Regions from separate parts of the Homo sapiens genome. Here region 2 is linked to region 1. Evidence: read pairs that join two places in POLR2A ChIA-PET (ENCODE). Cell type or tissue: PC-9. All regions are shown on one strand. Each heading gives the region's core, and the rest is flanking DNA. Links, peaks and the distances in the headings are about the cores only.

What was found. Peaks named below come from ENCODE experiments on the same cell type or tissue, not always from the same donor. Only the 100,000 strongest peaks of a DNase experiment are listed, where the experiment ranks them.
Region 2: POLR2A ChIA-PET joins it to region 1 with 7 read pairs; 2 of 35 experiments call an interaction of 5 or more read pairs at or near these places.

What each region holds. Positions count from the first base shown.
Region 1 is chr5:143,146,418-143,151,798 of GRCh38, forward strand. ARHGAP26 (Rho GTPase activating protein 26) reads left to right here. Exons shown (of 23, transcript NM_001135608.3): 20 at 814-964. Among named protein-coding and RNA genes, the nearest start is that of ARHGAP26-IT1, 43 kb to the right of the region's middle. In PC-9, for the core only: no CTCF peak of the experiment used is centred there; no DNase peak of the experiment used is centred there.
Region 2 is chr5:143,930,573-143,935,953 of GRCh38, forward strand. No RefSeq gene overlaps it. Among named protein-coding and RNA genes, the nearest start is that of HMHB1, 120 kb to the left of the region's middle. In PC-9, for the core only: no CTCF peak of the experiment used is centred there; a DNase peak (open chromatin) is centred at 3,039; H3K27ac peaks cover 428 bases.

The DNA.
Region 1 (5,381 bases), core at 230-5,229:
TTATAGATTGTTAACCAGGAATCCAAGATCAAGTAGAAATTGCCTGAGGCCACATAGCCAGTCAGGGCTTGAAGAGAACTCAGGTTTTCTGTCTCTTGGCTTGGCAGTATTCTCCAAGCATGAATATGACTGCTGGGACTATGGACTCAAGTGTTTTGTTGTTGTTTATAGGCAAACCATTCTGCAGCCCATTACAGAGCGATTTATCAAAGAATTCACTTGAAGTCAAACACCAAGTACATGGAGCTAGAGGCAACACAGAAAGATGTGTCTGAGAAAGGGTCAGGAATTTAGACTGGTGGAGTCGTAAGGACATTGGTGGCTAAATAGTAGATCTTCTCTGGTGAGGCTCTATGGAATTGGAGGTGGGACATGGCCTGATCAATTAGAGCAATATTAGAGGCAGGAGTTTTAGAATAAAAGGTGAGTGTCACAGAAGCCAAGGGGATCTGGGTGAATGTGAGGGGTCTGTGGAGGCTTTTCTCTACTCTGGCAATCTGCCAGTCAAAAGAAGATGCAATTTATGGTGCCATAGTAGGGCCACTCTTAGAAAAAATCCTGGCTTATATTAAAGGGGAGATATATCCTGTTATGACGAGGAAAGGGGTTTGCTTTAAAATTTCGAGTCACCTGTTCCCCCTTGACTCTTCCTTTCCCACTTTTAATTCTTAACCTTTTCTATGTTGTTTCTTAAGCTTCCCTGGGATCAGAGATCTTGATCCAGTCTTATTCTTTATACATTTTTGTGCATGTAGCAATAGACTGTCCCTATGCAATAATATTAATATGGGACTTGTGGCTTTTCCCCCCCAGAGGAACAAAGGAACAGCATCATCAACTCCAGTTTGGAATCTGTCTCATCAAATCCAAACAGCATCCTTAATTCCAGCAGCAGCTTACAGCCCAACATGAACTCCAGTGACCCAGACCTGGCTGTGGTCAAACCCACCCGGCCCAACTCACTGTAAGTATGATGTCCAGCTGCCTACCCCACAAGGGCTTTGGTCAGCCATTCCACCTAGAATTTGCTGTCTGGCTCCATCTGACTTTGGACCATTATCCCCTGAACATTATTTAAACCTCCTCCCTAAACTGGGAGCTCAGCTGGCTTGTTGTGGGTTTTTAAAGCATCATCATCTCAGAGGGAGTCGTTATTCTTAACATACTGCTTCTTAGCCTTGGTGATTTTTGATTTACTGTCCTGCTGAGATGGCTTTGGTGATAGCTATTGCCTGTGCTGGCTGCTAGGCATGAAAAGCAATTTCTGTAAGTTTTACAAACGTCCAGGGACTGTAGCAGCTCTGTGGCCGAGTTTGTTTCACTCATCTATGTTGTCTCGGTTTCCCTCCCCACTGACTATGTTGGAAATGTTCAATGCCAACTCCATGTCCACTTCCATAAGGAAGAGCCCCCAGGAGCCCTTTGTGTCTTCACATCCTCAAACCTTAGCATGACTATGACTTCTTGACAGAGACTATGAAAGAGAAGAACCCTTTTTGCTTTATTTTTCAGCATTGAGCACCCATAGTCAGGACAATTAGTTTGGGGGCTGGTTGTCTAGCCCTCCACAGAAACTAGGTCTACTCTGCTAGGATCAGAAAGTTCTCCCTCATGGTTTCAACCCCACATTGCTTCACATGCTTCCTTAGACTACCCCATAAATCTTGTCAACTAGCGCCTTTGCAGAAAGAATGTGAGGCCATGACCGGAACAGTTGGACTCTCAGGCTACAGTTATGTAAGACTCAGGAAAAACAGATGATTTTCCCATTCTCTAAGTGAAAATACATTGAGGTTCAGCCACAGACTGTCTTCAGGGCAGTTGTTTCACGTGGGGAGACGCTAGCATGGCGGTGAGATGCTAGGATGTCGGTAACCTTTTCCTGCTCCTCCACATGCCATAGTTTCATGACAGCACCCTGCCATTCAATTGCTGTGAGATATTTACAAATCTGCAAAATGAGTCTGATAATTTCTGCCTTAGAAGACACTAAGGGCTATTAAATGCTTGGGAGGAGAGATGACTCCAAATGGACTTAAGAGGTACATAATAAAAATGTGACTATACTGTAGGATGAAATCTGAAACTGAGAATATAAGATCTTTTTAGTTGTTGGCAGCTTTAAATCATACTGATGTTCAGGAAGTTTAATTATTTGCCTGTTGAGTGGTAAATCACATGTTCCTTCACCAAGAAGTGGACCAGTGCCTCAGGACCTCAAAATAATTGAATTTGTTTGGCTTATGGGCAGTGAGTCTCTTCCGGTTCTCCATGGCTGGGCTTGCCTAGGGAGCCTCCCTGCCTTGAGGTTTGACCTTCTCAGGTTCTCCTATACCCACTTTCCTAGACTTTAGGGAGATTCTATTTTCTTTACTTGTTTTTTTCTTCAGTTGGTTTAATTTTCTGTACCTAGCAGTTGCTGAAGTGATTCCTTGCTCTGTATGAGCAAGGTTGAATTTCTAGCCCAAGTTGCTTAACATCCCCTGATTTTAGCCAGCCGCTACCAACTAGTGGTCTGTAATTTTCTTTTCAGTGGCTGGTAACTGTGGGCCCCTGAGTCACTGCTGAGTACAGTGTGTACAAAGAGGTTGCTTAAGCAGCTAAGTGGAAAAGGGGAGGTGTGTCTTTTAAACAGGTCCTGAGGAGAAGGCTTGGGATTTTTTGTTTTTTAGGTGTCTAGATACGATTTATTTTCATAACATCCTGGGAATCGCTCTGCCCACTTCACACCACCCAGAGGGACTGTTGCCTGCCTGGTACAGATCTGGGGGGCTTTCCTGGGGAAGGGAGGGTGATAACAGGAACGGTTCTAATTGTCTCTGGAGGAGAATTAGAAAAAGAAGTGTGGGTGTGCCTCCAACAAGACCACTGTCCTTCCAAGCTGAGTGAGTCGCTGATTGATACCTTTGGGTCTTGAGGTCAGGGAAGGTTGTTCCTGAGGTAGAAGCAGTACCAGCATCAGCCCTGATACCAGCGTCTGCCATGGCCCTGAGTGAGAGCCATGTCAAAGTCCCCCATAAGCTCTGCAGGCAGGCTCGCAGCCACTTCTCAAACCCCAGGCAGTGAGGTGATTTTCCTGGGATCCTGTCTCCCTGATATTTTCTGCCTGGGATTTGCTGGTGTGGATCATGCATGGCTGTTAGGCAGTCCTAACAAATGGACCCACAGTACTTTCCCTGAGCAATTTGATTCTGAGAAATCTGTCGGCACACAGACGTGCCACGGTAACAATCACCTGAGACGACTTGGGTCTCAGCCTCAGGTGTGGACCCTTTTGTTCCCTCCATCGTTGTTGAGTTGGAAGTGTCCAGAGATCCTCCAGTGGGAACACTTAATGATGCAGATGAAAATAAAGAACAAAGGTGGGCTGGGAGGATTACCATTAACTTGACTATTAATTATGCATGAGGTAGGGAACCAGTCACCAGGAAGCTATCTGTTCTTTTTATTTCACTCCTTTATTTCACTATTTTTCATAATGACTGGGATATCATTATGACCAGAGAGAAATCATAGTGAAAGAAACATGTTTGTTACTCATAATACAGTGGTACCTCTGATAATACATTTTGCTGTATTACTAATCTTTCCTAATTCTCCAAGGACATCAGGGCCCTCTTATTTACATGAATGTAATGCTAAATCAGGCATCAAAATTAGAGAGGCCATCATTCTACCTGTGCCAGGGCAAGGCTGCTGGGTTTAAATCTTTGGCAGGTCCTCAGCTTGACTCCTGAAGTAGCCATCTCTCCTGAAGAACAAAGGACAATTGGTAAGTCAGGACCAAAGTCCAGCTAGTCTGAAATTGTTAGCAACTGTGGCTGAACCTATTTTATGCCCAGACCCATGCATGCCAAGCTACCTGGGGTAAACCGGAATAAGAGGGTTCCTGTCTTCCCCAAGAGTTCACAGTCTAGCTAAGAAAGAAAGGCAGTGGCATATGGCAGTGCTAATGGGGACTTACAAGTCATAATGTGTTCAGAGTTCAACCACTGTCAACTGAATATGTGGTGAGTGCACACACTAGGTCGAAGTAGTGGAAAAGGTCGGGTAGATGGAGTGTGAGGTGGGCATTAGGAAAAACTTAGGTGGATGGATGAAGAGCATTCCAGGTAAGAAGGATGAAGGAGGCAGAGATTATCCAGGATGGATAAATGCATTCTGCAGACATGTGTATTAGGGGAGGAGGGAGCTGGAATTCCTCTGGTACCACTACCACCAAAAAAAGACTTGAACAAACCTTTAAAATCAGGAGTCTTCACATAAAATTCAGATTTCATGCTGGAACAACTGGACATCCATATACACAAAAATGAATCTAGATACAGACATTATACCTTTCACAGAAATTGATTCCAAATGGACCATAGGTCTAAATGTAAAATGCAAAACTGTAAAACCTCTAGAAGATAACATAGGAGAAAACCTAGGTGGCCTTGGGTATAATTATGACTTTTTAGATACAACGTTAAAAGTATAATCTGTGAGATAAAAACTTAAGTTGGACTGTGTTTAAACTAAAAACTTCTGCTCTGTGAAAGACACTCAAGAGAATGAAAAGACAAGCCACACACTAGGAGAAAATATTTGCAAAACACATATCTGATAAAGGACCAGTATCCAAAATATACAGAGAACTCTTAAAATTCAATAATAAGTAAACAAAGAACCCAATTAAAATATGAGCAAAAAATATGAACAGATACCTCATCAAAAAGGACATACAGGTGTCAAGTAAGCATATAAAAATATGATTCACGTCTTATGTCTTCAGGGAAATACAAATAAAAACAACAGTGAGATACCACTACACACCTCTGAGAATGGCCAAAATTCCAGAACACTGACAACATCAAATGCTGGCTAGGATGTGGAGCAGTGGGAACTCTCACTCATTACTGGTGGGAATACAAAGTGATACAGCCATTTTTAGAAGACAGTTTGGTGGTTTTTCACAAAACCAAACATATTCTAAGCATACAATCCAGCAATCATGTTCTTTGGTATTTACCCAAATGAGTTGAAATTTATGTCTACACAAAAACCTGCACATGGATTTTGTTAGAAGCTTTATTTATAATTGCCAAAACTTGGGAAGCAACCAAGATGTCTATCAGTATGTGAAAATGGATAAACAAACTATGGTGCACGCAGACAATGCTATATTATTCAATGATTTTAAAAAGTGAACTCTCCAGCCATGAAAAGACATGGAGGAACTTTTAATGCATATTGCTGAGTAAAAGAAGTCAGTCTGGCGGGGTGCAGTGGCTCACACCTGTAATCCCAGCACTTTGGGAGGCCAAGGCAGGCAGATCGCTTGAGGTCAGGAGTTTGAGACCAGCCTGGACAACATGGTGAAACCCCATCTCTACTAAAAA
Region 2 (5,381 bases), core at 272-5,271, 780 kb after region 1:
TGTGGTATGTATCTGTAGTCCCAACTACTTGGAAGACTAAGGAAAGAGGATCACTTGAGCACAGGAATTTGAGGCTACCTTGATTGCACCACATGAAAGGGGACTTTCTTTTCTACCCTAGGTACTAGCACTCCAACTTGGGTGACAAAGCAAGACTCCATCACAAAAAATAAATAAATAAATAAATAAATAAATAAATAAATAAAGGAGAAGAGGAGGAAGAGACCAGAGCTCTCTGTATTTCTACCTGTTCTGCCATGTAGGAACACAGCAACAAGGTGGTTGTCTCTAAGCCAGGAAGAGGGCCTTCATCAGGAACTGAATCTCCTGGCACATTGATCTTGGACTTCCCAACTTCCAGAATTGTGAGAAGCAATGTCCATTGTTTAAGCCACCCAGTATGTGGTATTTTGTTAGAGCAGTCTAAGTTGACTAAGATAGTGCCTATTTATTTTTTCTTTTCTTTAGAAAGTGAAAATAATAGCTATAAGTGTTCAATATATTGGTCCACAGAATAATTAGCTTTCTGAAAATTTGTGCATATGCAATTAGGAAAAATAGCATGACATTGTTTTTGACAGGATTACTCCATGCTTTATTAAAAGTTATGAATCAATTTACCATTGAAAATGACAGCAGGGAGCAGAACAAGATGGCAGAATATAAGTGTACACTTTCCACCTTCCCAGCTAGAAGATCAAATTTTAACAACTATCTGCACACAGAAAAATATCATCACAAGAACAAAAAATCAGGTGAGCAATTACGGTATGTGTTTTTAACTTCTTATAGTGGAAAGAGACATTGATAGGCGGCAGGGGAGACAGTCTTGAATCATTGATGCCACCCCTCCCCCATTCCCCAGCAGTGGTGTTGCAGCACAGTGAGAGAATCTGTGCACTTTGGAAAGGGAGAGCACAGAGACTGGAGGACTTTACATTGATCTCAGTGCTGCCTTGTGACAGCGGAGAATAAAGCTGTGCTGGTCTGAGCCAGCACTCGTGCACAGAGGGAGCACTTGGATCAGCTCTAGCCAGAGGAATCACCTATCCCAGCAGTCAGAATTTGAGTTTCTTGGCAAGCCTTACCATCATAAGCTGAAGTGTTCTGGGGTCCTAAATAAATTCAAAAGGTAGCCTAGGACATGAAGACTGCAGTTCCTACGCAACTCCTAGCGCTAGGCTGGGCTTAGAGCCAGTGAATTAGGGCAGCACATGACCTAAGGAGACAGCAGCTGGCACAGCTAAGGAGCACTTGTGCCATCCCTTCTTCAATCCCAGGCAGTGCAGTTAATAGTCACAAAAAGTGACTCCTTCCTTTTGCTTCAGGAGAGGAGAGCAAAGAGTAAAGAGTACTGTGTCTTGCCTCTTGGATACCAGCTCAGCCACAGTATGATAAATCATTGAGCAGAGTAATGAGGCCCTCATTCCAGGCCCTGTCTCCCAGATTTCAGACACACTCTTTGAGAAAAGGGAACCTGCTGCCTTGAAGAGAAGGATCCAGTCCTGGCAGAATTAACTACCTGCTGACTTAAGAGCAGGTCCTTGGTCTCTGAATAACTACCAGCAACACCCAGGAAGTACATGTGGGCCTTGGGCTCTGAGATATGCTGGCTTCAGGGGAGAGCCAGCACATTCTCAGCTGTGGTGGCTATGGTGAAATACTCCTCCTGTTCGAGAAAAGGAGAGGGAAAAGTAAAGGGGACTTTCTTTTGCACCCTAGGTACTAGTTCAGTCACAGTGGAGTAAAGCAACAAGCAGGTTCTTAGGGTCCCCAAGTCCAAGCTTAGGCTCTTAGATTGCATTTGTGGAACTACCCTGGGCTAGAGGGGAGCCCACTACTCTGAAGAGTGAGTTCTAGGCCTGGCAACATTTACCACAAGCTGACAGAAGAGCCCTTGGGCTTTAAGTGAACACTGGTGATGGCCAGGTAGAAGCACCTGTGGACCAGTGATTATGACCGCAACAGGGAGAGGTTCCTCTGCCTGTGTAAAGGGAAAGGAAAGTAGGAAGGATTTTGTATTGTGGTTTGAGTACCAGCTTAGTTGCCGTAGAATAGAACATCAGGTAAATTGCTAAGGTTTTTGACTGCAGTTTCTGGTTCCCAGACAGAATCTCTGGACACACTTGGGGCCTGGAGAAACTTGCTACACTAAAGGGAAAGGCACTGGGAAAAGCCCAGGGCTGTGCTAGATTCAGGTCTGAGTCAATGCCATTCCAGTGGTGGTGGCCACAGAGATGCTTGCATCACCATACCCCAAGTTCCAGGTGGCTCAGCATAGACAGACTCTGTGTGTTTGGGAGAAAGTAAGGAAAAAGAGCAAGAGTGCCTGGTGATAAAGAGAATTCATCTGGAAATTATTCAAGACCACCAAAACAATACCTCCAGAAGTCTGCAAAACCCACAGTATTATTGGGCATAGGGCTTAAGTCCTTTCAAATACCTAGAAAGCCTTCCCAAGAAGAACAGACTGTGAAGTTTACAATAAACACCTAACTCTTCAATGCCCAGACATCAAAGAACATATATAAGTATCAACATCATCCAGGAAAACATGACCTCACCAAATGAACTATGTAAGGGACCAGAGACCAGGCCTGGAGAAATGAAGATATGTGACCTTTCAAATAGAGAATTCAAAATGGTTGTTTTAAGGAAATTCAAAGAAATTCAAGATGATACACAGAAGGAATTTAGAATACTATCAGATAAATTTAACAAAGAGATTGAAATAATTAAAAAGAATCAAGCAGAAATTCTAGGGGTGAAAAATGCAGTTGACATGCTGAAGAATACATCAGAGTCTCTTAATAGCAGAATTGATCAAGCAGAATAAATAATTAGTGAGCTTGAAGATAGGCTATTTGAAAATATACATCCAGAAGAGATAAAAGAAAAAAAGAATAAAAAACAATGAGGCAGCAGCCAGGCACAATGGCTCACACCTGTAATCTCAGCACTTTGGGAGGCTGAGGCAAGTGGATCACTTGAGGTTAGGTATTTAAGACCAGCCTTAGCAACGTGGTGAAACCCTGTCTCTCCTGAAAATACAAAATTTAGCTGGGCGTGGTGGAATGTGCCTGTAGTCTCAGTGACTCAGAAGGCTGAGGCAAGAGAATTGCTTTAACCTGGGAGGTGGAGGTCGCAGTAAGCCAAGATTATGCCACTGCACTCCAGCCTGGGCAACAGAGCAAGGCTCTATCTCATAAAAACAACAAACAAACAACAACAACAACAAACAATGAAGCATCCCTATAGGATCTAAAAAATAGCATCAAAGGGGCAAATCTAAGAGTTACTGGCCTTAGAGAGGAAGTAGAGAGAGAGAGGGTTAGAAAGTTTGTTGAAAGGGATCAGAGCACTTCCCAACAGATAGATTGGGAAGATCTCAATACAGTAATAGCTGGAAACTTCAACACCTCACTTTTTCCCTAATCTAGAGAAACATATCAACATTCAAGTACAAGAAGGTTATAGAACACCAAGCAGCTTTAACCCAAGGAAGACTACTCAAGGCATGTAATAATCGAACACCCAAAGGTCAAGGGTAAAGAATGGATCTTAAAAGCAGCAAGAGAAAAGAAACAAATAATATACAATGGAGCTCCAAAACATCTGGCATCAGACTTTTTAGTGGAAACTTTACAGGCTGAGAGGGATTAATATGACATATCTAAAGTGTGGAAAGAAAGAAAACTTTTACTCTAGAATAGTATATCTGGTGAAAATACTCTTTAAGCATAAAGGAGAAATAAAGACATTCACAGACAAAAGCTGAGGAATTTTGTCAATACTAGACCTGTCCTACAAGAAATGATAAAGGAAGTTCTTAAATCTGGAAGAAAAGGATATTAATGAAAAAGAAGAAATTATCTGAAGATATTAATACAAAACTCACTGGCAATAGTAAGCACACAGAAAACATGGAATAGTGTAACAATGTAGTTGTGGTGTGAAAACTTCTCAAGTAGAAAGACTAAATGATGAACCAATAAAAAATAACTACAACGTTTCAAGACAGAAAGTACAATAAGATATAAATAGCAACAATAAAAAGTTTAAAAGTAGGGATACAAAGTTACAGTGTAGCGTTTTTACTAGTTTTCTTTTTGTTTGTTTGTTTGCTTGCTTATGCAATCATTGTTAAGTCATCATCAGTTTAAAATGATGGGTTGTAAGATAGTATTTGCAAGCCTCATGGTAACCTCAAATAGAAAAACATACAATGGGTACACAAAAAGTAAAAAGAAAGAAATTAAAGCATATCCACCAGAGAAAATCACTTTCACTAAATGGATGACAGGAAGGAAGGAAAGCAGAAAAAGACCACAAAAACCACCAAAAAACAAATAACAAAATGGTAGAAGTAAGTCCCTACTTATAAATAGAAACATTGAATGTAAATGGACTAAACTCTAATTAAAAAAAAAAAAAACAGAATGGCTGAATGGATAAAAAAACAAGACTTGGTGATCTGTTGCCTACAAGAAACACACTTCACCTATAAAGAAACATAGACTGAAAATAAAGGTGTTGAGAATGGTGGCTCACACCCATTATCCCAACACTCTGGGAGGCCGAGGTAGGTGGATTACCTGAGGTCAGGAGTTCGAGACCAGCCTGACCAACATGGTGAAACCCATCTCTACTAAAAATATAAAATTAGCTGGGCATGGTGGCACACTTCTGTAATCCCAGCTACTTGGAAGGCTGAGGCAGGAGAATTGCTCAAACCTGGGAGGCAGAGGTTGCTGTGAGCTGAGATTGCACCATTGCACTCCATCCTGAGCAACAGAGTGAGACTCTGTCTCAAAAGAAGAAAAAAAATGTAAAGAAAATAAAAGAAAGGAATGGAAAAAACTATTCCATGTCAATGGAAACCAAAAAATACGTTTTAAAACAAAAGCTGTAAGAAGAGGCAAAGAAGGTTATTTATTATGTAACGATAAAGAGGTCAATTCATCAACAGGATATAATTATTGTAAATATATATGCACCCAACACTAGAGCACCCAGATGTTTAAAGCAAATGTTATTACAGCTAAAGAAAGAGATAGGTCTCAATATAGTAATAGCTGGAAACTTCAACACCCCACTTTCAGCAACTGACAGATCACCCAGACAAAAAATCAACAAAGAAACATTGGACTTAATCTGTACTATAGACTAAATGGACCTAATAGATATTTACAGAACATTTCATCAAAGGCTACAGAACATACATTCTTCTCTTCAGCATATGGGTCATTCTCAAGGATAGACCATATTTTAGGTCATAAAACAAGACAAGTCTTAAAACATTGAAATGATATCAAGCATTTTTTCTGAACACAGTGGAAGAAAACTAGAAATCAATAACAAGAGGAATTTTGGAAATATAT